Regions from separate parts of the Homo sapiens genome. Here region 1 is linked to region 2. A link is a contact called in ENCODE Hi-C or POLR2A ChIA-PET data. All regions are on one chromosome and are shown on one strand. Each heading gives the region's core, a stretch centred on a gene start or an enhancer-like site at or near the end of the contact. The rest is flanking DNA. Distances are from core to core; before and after follow the strand shown.

Evidence for each region. A loop is a pair of places that touch in the nucleus more often than their neighbours do. ChIA-PET counts read pairs that join two places held with the same protein, here RNA polymerase II (POLR2A). Pooled maps may share reads with other maps.
Region 1: a pooled map shows a loop between it and region 2 (4-fold over the local background). The contact joins two enhancer-like sites. A Hi-C loop is called at or near these places in 8 of 50 pooled maps. POLR2A ChIA-PET finds 5 or more read pairs at or near these places in 7 of 52 experiments (A673, B cell, OCI-LY7 and 4 more).

What each region holds. Positions count from the first base shown.
Region 1 is chr7:130,981,025-130,985,116 of GRCh38, forward strand. LINC-PINT (long intergenic non-protein coding RNA, p53 induced transcript) reads right to left here. Exons shown (of 8, transcript NR_170176.1): 4 at 3,029-3,085. Among named protein-coding and RNA genes, the nearest start is that of LINC00513, 70 kb to the left of the region's middle. Within about 2 kb of position 1,312, at least 6 of the 41 ENCODE cell types and tissues checked have a DNase peak (open chromatin) inside an H3K27ac peak, as active enhancers do; they include B cell, where a contact is called at or near this core.
Region 2 is chr7:131,067,711-131,071,343 of GRCh38, forward strand. The region is part of intron 2 of LINC-PINT (long intergenic non-protein coding RNA, p53 induced transcript); the gene reads right to left. Among named protein-coding and RNA genes, the nearest start is that of LINC-PINT, 40 kb to the right of the region's middle. RefSeq lists an enhancer at 2,271-2,415 and a cis regulatory region at 2,343. Within about 2 kb of position 1,666, at least 21 of the 41 ENCODE cell types and tissues checked have a DNase peak (open chromatin) inside an H3K27ac peak, as active enhancers do; they include B cell, where a contact is called at or near this core.

The DNA of each region.
Region 1 (4,092 bases), core at 62-2,561, 87 kb before region 2:
CCAACTACTCCAATGAGATCTTTTCAAAGCAGGAAATTGGGATACAATATCTTGTTTATTGCCTGTTAGCTTTAGAAACAGCCCTCAAAGATAGGTCAATGTTGGTTTAGTTTTGTTTAAAAGAACAATTTTGCAATTATAATCTTTAAAATTTGTCATATTTATGGAGAAATCTTAGATGTATGTACATAATTGCAATTCCTTTATAAACTTGCATCTGAAATCAGTGAGAATTTTGCTAAGACAAGGATGGTACAGAATCACTGTGATAATCTAACTAGAGTTTCAAAGTAAAGAAGCAATAGATTTCAGATTTTGTCTTTTTCCAGCACTAGCTTTATAGCTAGCACCAACCATACCTCTCACATAAGAAACCAAGCTGCAAACCTACACCAGTTAAAAATTAAGTTCTGCTACCATTTGATACAGCCATCCCACTACTGGGTATATATCACCCCAAAATCAAATCATTATATAAAAAGATACCTGCACTCGTATGTTTATCACAGCACTATTCACTAGAGCAAAGTTATGGAATCCACCTAAGTGTCCATCAACTGATGACTGGATGAAGAAAATGTGGTGATATATACAATGGACTACTACTCAGACATAAAAAATGAAATAATGTCTTCTACTGCAACATAGATGGAACTAGAGGTCATTATTTTAAGTGAAAAAATTCAGAAGTGAGTAGTCAAATACTACATGTTCTCAATGATAAGTGGAGCTAAATATGTGTGCACGTGGACATAACAGTGTGGAATAACAATCACTGGAGACTTGGAAGGGTGAGACAGTGGGAGGCGGGTAAGGCATGAGAAATTATTTAATGGGTACAATGTACACTATTCAGGTGATGGTTACACTAAAAGCTCAGGCTTCACTACTACACAATATATCCATGTAACAAAACTGCACTTGTACCTTTCAAATTTATACAAATAAAAAAATTCAGTTCTCATTTATCTTGGAAGAGTGAATTATCATTTCCAAAAGTTTTAAATGGATCTGAACCTTTATTTAACTGTCATTTTTCAGTCTCATTAAAAAATACATGAAGGTGAGGACTCAGGTTTTACCATGAAATCCTTTTCCCCTACTAGATTGCAGCTCCTTAAACTGGGTTATAATGTATGACTACATTTCAATTAATTAGATGTTGAGCTAAATGCTAAAAATGCTTGAAGAGATTAGGTAGATGACTTCAACACATTCCAATATACAAGCTCACTTGCACACTATGAAAGTTTAAGGTACTAAAAAATGACAAGGTGATTCAGCACAGAAAAACAATGCAACACTACACTTGGGCCAGCAGATGTCTCTCTACAACCCATGGCACCAACCAAGAGATAACCAGGTATCTAACAGCACAGAAGGATTGATCTTATTCGAAACGGTAAACAAAAGCATTCTTAGGTATTGATCAGGAGGAGAAGAATGTTCAAGTTCAGACAGAAAGTTGAGAAGGGAACAGTAGGTGAGAAAATAGAAACAGAAGCTTATTACAAAAGGAAGGAGAGAGCTCGGCCCATAAAGAATAAAGTTAAGGCAGGTTTGAGGCATTTTTAGGGGTAAAAAAATGCTGTAGAAGTTACTGAAGAATACAGGGAGAAGGGCAAGAAACCATGCGTCCCTACCATAGCACTGAAATACTGCAAGCTTGTCAAAGGACAACCGACTGACTAGCAGGTTAAGAAATCCACTTTGCTGGTTATGATGAACAATAAAAAGAGAGAAAAAGGGAAAAGAAAAAGTGATAGAATTAAAAAACTCTATCCCAGCTTGCATAAAGTAAGCTTCAGGAAACCACATACCCACATGTACAAATATGTGTGCTGGGCCCTAAGGTAACAGGTATTTCCTCCTGGGGGTTCTAATAAAAAGGTCTGAAAGCCATGGAGATATTCAGTGCACCCCCAGTGCCCCACCTCTCCCTCAAGCTAATAATGCCAGCTGCAAGACCTCCAAAACAGAAACATAACTGTCAAAGGTAATATCCCAAAATCCCCGAAGGAAGACATGGTAAAACATACATCATCATATTTAAAATAAACTATGTAAATTATGAAGCAGAAGTCAGGGCCGAGGAAGATGCAACATAAACTCCATGAGAGAAAAGTCTAACTACCAGATGCAACTCTCAGCCCCATCTCTGGCATCTTTTCCCACCCTGAATAAAGGGATGCTGAGGGGCTGAAGGGGAGCTGGCAGGAGAGACAGCAAGGCTGGGGACGAGGCGGATAGCAGGACATACAGCATCTATCTGGGCAGGAATTGGTGAAGATCCAGAGAGATGGGAGTGGAGTGAGGAGAAAGATAACCCATTCAATGTCAAATCCCATCACCAAGCAGAGGACTGGACACGTAATATGCCCCTTACTAACGTTTGCTGAAGGTGTCAGTAGGTCTCAGCAATGCCAACAATTTTATTACAATTACAGGAAGTTAGTGCCTAAGCAGGCATGATAGTTTGGAGCTTCTTATTCCAAGGTTATCACCTGCCATCATCAGAAAATGGGAGTGCTGCTGCTTTTAACTCTATCCTCACCATCTTTAGTAACTGTCAGCCATTTCAGTAGCCACCTGGAAGCTATGCTATGCTCCCCTGGAACTACGTCTTCAAGAATTTCAAAGAAGTTTGTTTGGTTTCAAACTGGAAACCAATCTGACACTTAGAAGGTCAAAGACAAAAATGAATGGGTGCTCAAGGACTTAGGGTGCTCAAAGATTAAGACGTTTCAAAGAGGTTTTAAGTTACGTTTCTCAGAGCCAGGACAACAGACTATACAGAGGCCACGTCAGAACTTACCAATGATGTTCGCACTTGCCTTAGGAGGAGAGTTTGCTTTTGTTGGGTATTTTTGGTTTGTATAATTGGTTTATTTGGGGCTTACGTATATTTAAAAGAACTTTATAACAGCAAACACCTACATACTATTTACTATGTGCTATGTACTATTCTAGGCCTTTACAAATATTAACTTATTTAATAAATGTATATAGAACTACTAATCTCAGTTACCTGTTCAGTGGTTTATTCTGCTTCACTAAAAGTATCTCCGTTTCTTCCATTTTCCTCCTGCAAAATAGGAGGAGAATATCGTTAGTGAGTAGGTACAAATGCACACAAAATGTTTTACATTATTATTTGCTATTTTCCAAACTCAGAGTGCCAAAAGGGCTTCACTGAACTTTAGCCAATTATTTCACCTGCCTAATTTTACTGAGTTCCTAAATAGAATCTTAAGAAGACATAATTACTACATACACAGATAATAAGAGATTTGAAAAACAAATAACTTGTGGCTTCAAAAGAAATTAAGGTGACACAATAAAAAGTTAGATGCACAGGGAAACAGAGTAAGATTCTCTTGGACTTTGAATCCTTCTACATTTGATACGACTTTTCAAACCACACTCCCTCTGCAGTTCTTTTTCAGGTGGGCAGTATGTTTCCTCACTAGGTGAAATAATTGCTGTTCTAAAGATAGAAACAATTGGTGGATTTGATTTTAAAGATTTACTGAAAATTTTTAAAAAATGATAATGGAAAGCATTTGTTAAAAAAAAGAGGTTATTTCCCAGAAAAGGTAATTGTTCATCATCTCTGGCAGGTGACATTTACCTTTGGGAACTCATGAGTGTCTAGGTTCTGTCCCTGAAATCTCTGGCTCCAAAAGTCTCTCTCACTAAGGTGCCAGAGATGATCATGTTGATTAATACTGATTCATGCTAACAAAGCTCACAAGAGACTGATAAAGCCAAAATGGCAAAGTATTGACTTATAGTGAAAAATGTAATTGTCAGATATCCTGGACACTTGCTCCGTCCAGTTTGGAAGCCAGTAAATCCAAGGCATAGGCACCTCACAGGCAGGCAAAGATTAGGCCAAATTCACGGCAGATTGCTCAGTGAGCATATCGGAGCAGTCACCACCTAGATGCCAATGGCCTCCAAAACGATCTCTCTAGCCAAGCATTATCCTACCTTCTCCACCACCATCCTAGTCCAAGCTGCCATTGTTCTTTCTCCTGGACAAATACAAAACACTTCTTGCTGTTTTCCCAGCCTCCACACTTTCTCCCT
Region 2 (3,633 bases), core at 416-2,915:
ATATTTCCTTTGTTTAGAAGGAATTTACGCTATTTGGCATTAACAGGAAATGTAAAGAAATAAAAGACCACCTTGTACTTAAGCAACAGCACACACATAGAATTTTAATAGAGAAAAACTAGAAATAAATGAAATTAATATGGTGTAAATTAAATAACACAAAGCTGAAAGATCATAGAGTAATAGAGGTAGATCAGGTTTTTAATAACCAGAGGCAGTTCTGAAAGAAGAGAATTATAAAATGACAGACGCTGCTTTATGTTTAAAGGCACAAAGGTAAAAATTTAGGGGAGACAAGGTAAGTTTACTCAGCCGTAACAGAGACTGCAGAACACTGAGAAAATGCACATGCAAATATAAAGCTCTTGGGGGCATACCCGAGTGTCTGTCTTGAGAGCCAAGGTTTAGCCCAGGTAAAGGCACCCGATATGTATGTCTAGAATGAATGAGTGAATGAATGAATGGAGAGGCTTGGACTTGAAATACTATTTGACAGGAGACTACTAAAGGTTGCTTATCATAGGACACGTGTGACGAAACCATTTCTGATGAAAACTCTTGCTTTCAATACATAGAATGAAGTGGAGGAGTACAAGATATAAAGCGTCATTAGAAGGCTATGAAAGTCATCTGGACATAAAGTAATCAGGGCCTGGACTGGGGACTCAAGAACTAAAAATCAGAAGTGCAATGGAAAAAAGTGGTGGTTATACATCAGTATACCTACTCTGCTTGTTTTATTTACTAAGAATGTCACAAGCATATAAGAAAGTGGTGTTGCACATTTTAGATTCATTTGTTACTGCATTATGAAAAACAGGATGGCATTTTTAATCTAGTTTATCTGATCCTGAATTTTAAGAAGGGTTTACAGCATTTCAACTAGACTACTTACCCTTGGTTTCTTTTCCAATTCCAATAGGAAATCTGCAGGACTCAATCTGATTCCACCAGAATCATGATCTCTGTGGCCTCCTACTGCTAGCTATCTAGAATGGCAGCTTTTGTGTATTTAATACTTAAAACAGTTCTGTAGCAAATTGTTCTATTAATGAAAATAGTAGAGACTCCTTCTGCCCTCTAGTTTTTCTCCCATGTATGTAATAATGACGACCCCAAAAGTAACATCTTAGACATGATTCACAACCAGACCAAATCTATGATTGAGGTAAACAAAATATATACAAAGCTAAGAGTCATTAATTAGATCATTCATGTCTCCAACATCATTTCCTGTAACAATCAATGAGAAGCAATTCACAGATTCCTTCTCAGCTGGGTGCAGTGGCTCATGCCTATAATCGCAGCACTTTGGGAGGCTGAAGTGAGAGGATCGCTTGGGGCTAGGAGTTCGAGACCAGCGTGGGGAACATAGCAAGACCCTCCTCCCAACCCCCCCCCCCACCCATCTCCATTATTTTTAAAAAGGTATTTTTAAAAAAAGAAAGAAAGAAAAACAATTCTTTCTGTTTTAACTATTGTTTGCACATATCTTATATACCATGTGGTCTTCATTTCACCCCTGGCACCTTTACTTACCTACTCTGCTTCTTCATGACTGGTCACGGTAAAAGCTAATTAGTGCTTCTGCCTGTCAGAAGACTCATTCTTGACAGTTCTTGCTGACAAGCAGTCTTAGTCACAAACAAATAGGGCTTCACGTTCAGCCAGACTCTAAGTCTCACCGTCCCTCTGGGAGGCAGCAGAGAGTTCCAGCTAACTCGAGAAAAGACAACACAGCCAGAGAGGATGGCTGCCTGCAGGCTGACAACGCTGTTTCAGAGCACCCTAACACTTTCGACACAAGTAGATTACACCGGGGGAAGAGTTTAGGGATGAACACGGGAAAAGTACATAAAATCTAAGCAAACAAACAAAGCCCTCCTCCAAAAAAAAAAAAAAAAAAAAAAAGAAAAGAAAAGAATTATTAACACCAGGGAAAACAAAAAGTTGTGCTGGAAAGAAAAGGCAACCATAGATTATATAACTCAGCTGGGAATAATGTTTTCAAAGTCCTAACAATGTAAATGCTGAATTATTCAAAATGTAATTATAATGAAAAGAAAAGGGCTATGCACATGGGGTGGGGGTGCATAAGATAAATTCTCCTGGCCGGGGCGGTGCCTCACGCCTGTAATCCCAGCACTTTGGGAGGCCGAGGCGGGCAGATCACGAGGTCAGGGGATCGAGACCGTCCTGGCTAACACGGTGAAACCCCGTCTCTACTAAAAATACAAAAAAAATTAGCCGGCGCGGTGGCGGGCACCTGTAATCTCAGCTACTCGGGAGGCTGACGTAGGAGAATGGCATGAACCTGGAAGGCGGAGCTTGCAGTGAGCCGAGATGGCGCCACTGCACTCCAGCCTGGGGTACAGAGCAAGACTCCATCTCAAAAAAAAAAAAAAAAAAAAAAAAGATAAATTCTCCTTTATCATGAGAGGTCAAAGGTAATGCCTAACACTGAAAAAGTAAGAAGAGGATAGAGCAATGCCTGTTTAGAGAGCTGGAGGTAAACAAGCAGAACAATCCGCTCTAAGAGTTGAGCTCAGAGAGCAAGGGATGGGGCAGGAGTGACAGCGGGGAGACTGCTGGTCTTTGTAACAAGCCTTGTACCTAACAAGCTCTTGGAATATGCGGGTTGTGTGCATGTACAACTTTAGAGTTAAATTAACACTAGTTTAAAAGTGGCCAAGTAGAGACTAGAACCCAGAGTTGCTTAGTTTAGTGCTTGTGCCACTGTATAATACCCTTTATAAAAAATTACATATATTTTCCACTCTTGAATATAGAGAAAACAATGATATTTTATCAAAACAATGTAATGTACTATTGTTCTTGTCAAGGGTATTGTGTTTTCATTTCATGGACAAAGAAAAAAATCAAATATTCAGCAGTTGAATTGCAGACATACCAGTCTATAATAGGGGCAGGGAAAAACACAATATTCTTGAGTAAGACCTTCTCTGTTAAGGGGCACTCTTTTATTACAGAAACACATAAACACACACAATAAAATACAATGAGGTATCTCAGCACTTTGGGAGGCCAAGGTGGGCGAATCACTTGAGGTCAGGAGTTTGAGACTAGCCTGGCCAACATGGTGAAACCCTGTCTATAATAAAAATAAAAAAATCAGCCGGGCACAGTAGCGGGCACCTGTGTTCCCAGCTACTCGGGAGGCTGAGGCATGAGAATCGCTTGAACCCAGGAGGCGAAGGTTGCAGTGAGCCGAGATCACGCCATTGCACTCCAGCCTGGGTGACAGAGTGAGACTACATCTCTATACAAAAAAAAACCAAAAAACAACAACAACAAAAAACAATGAAGTAAGCACCATAACACTTCCTTGCCCTGCCTTGGTTTCCGCATTTTTTTTTTTTTTTTTTTGGTTTTTTTGAGACGGAGTCTTGCTCTGTCGCCCAGGCTGCAGTGCAGTGGCGCGATCTCGGCTCACTGCAAGCTCCGCCTCCCGGGTTCACGCCATTCTCCTGCCTCAGCCTCCCAAGTAGCTGGGACTACAGGCGCCCGCCACCACACCCGGCTAATTTTTTTTTTTTTTTTTTTGTATTTTTAGTAGAGACGGGGTTTCACTGTGTTAGCCAGGATGGTCTGGATCTCCAGACCTCGTGATTC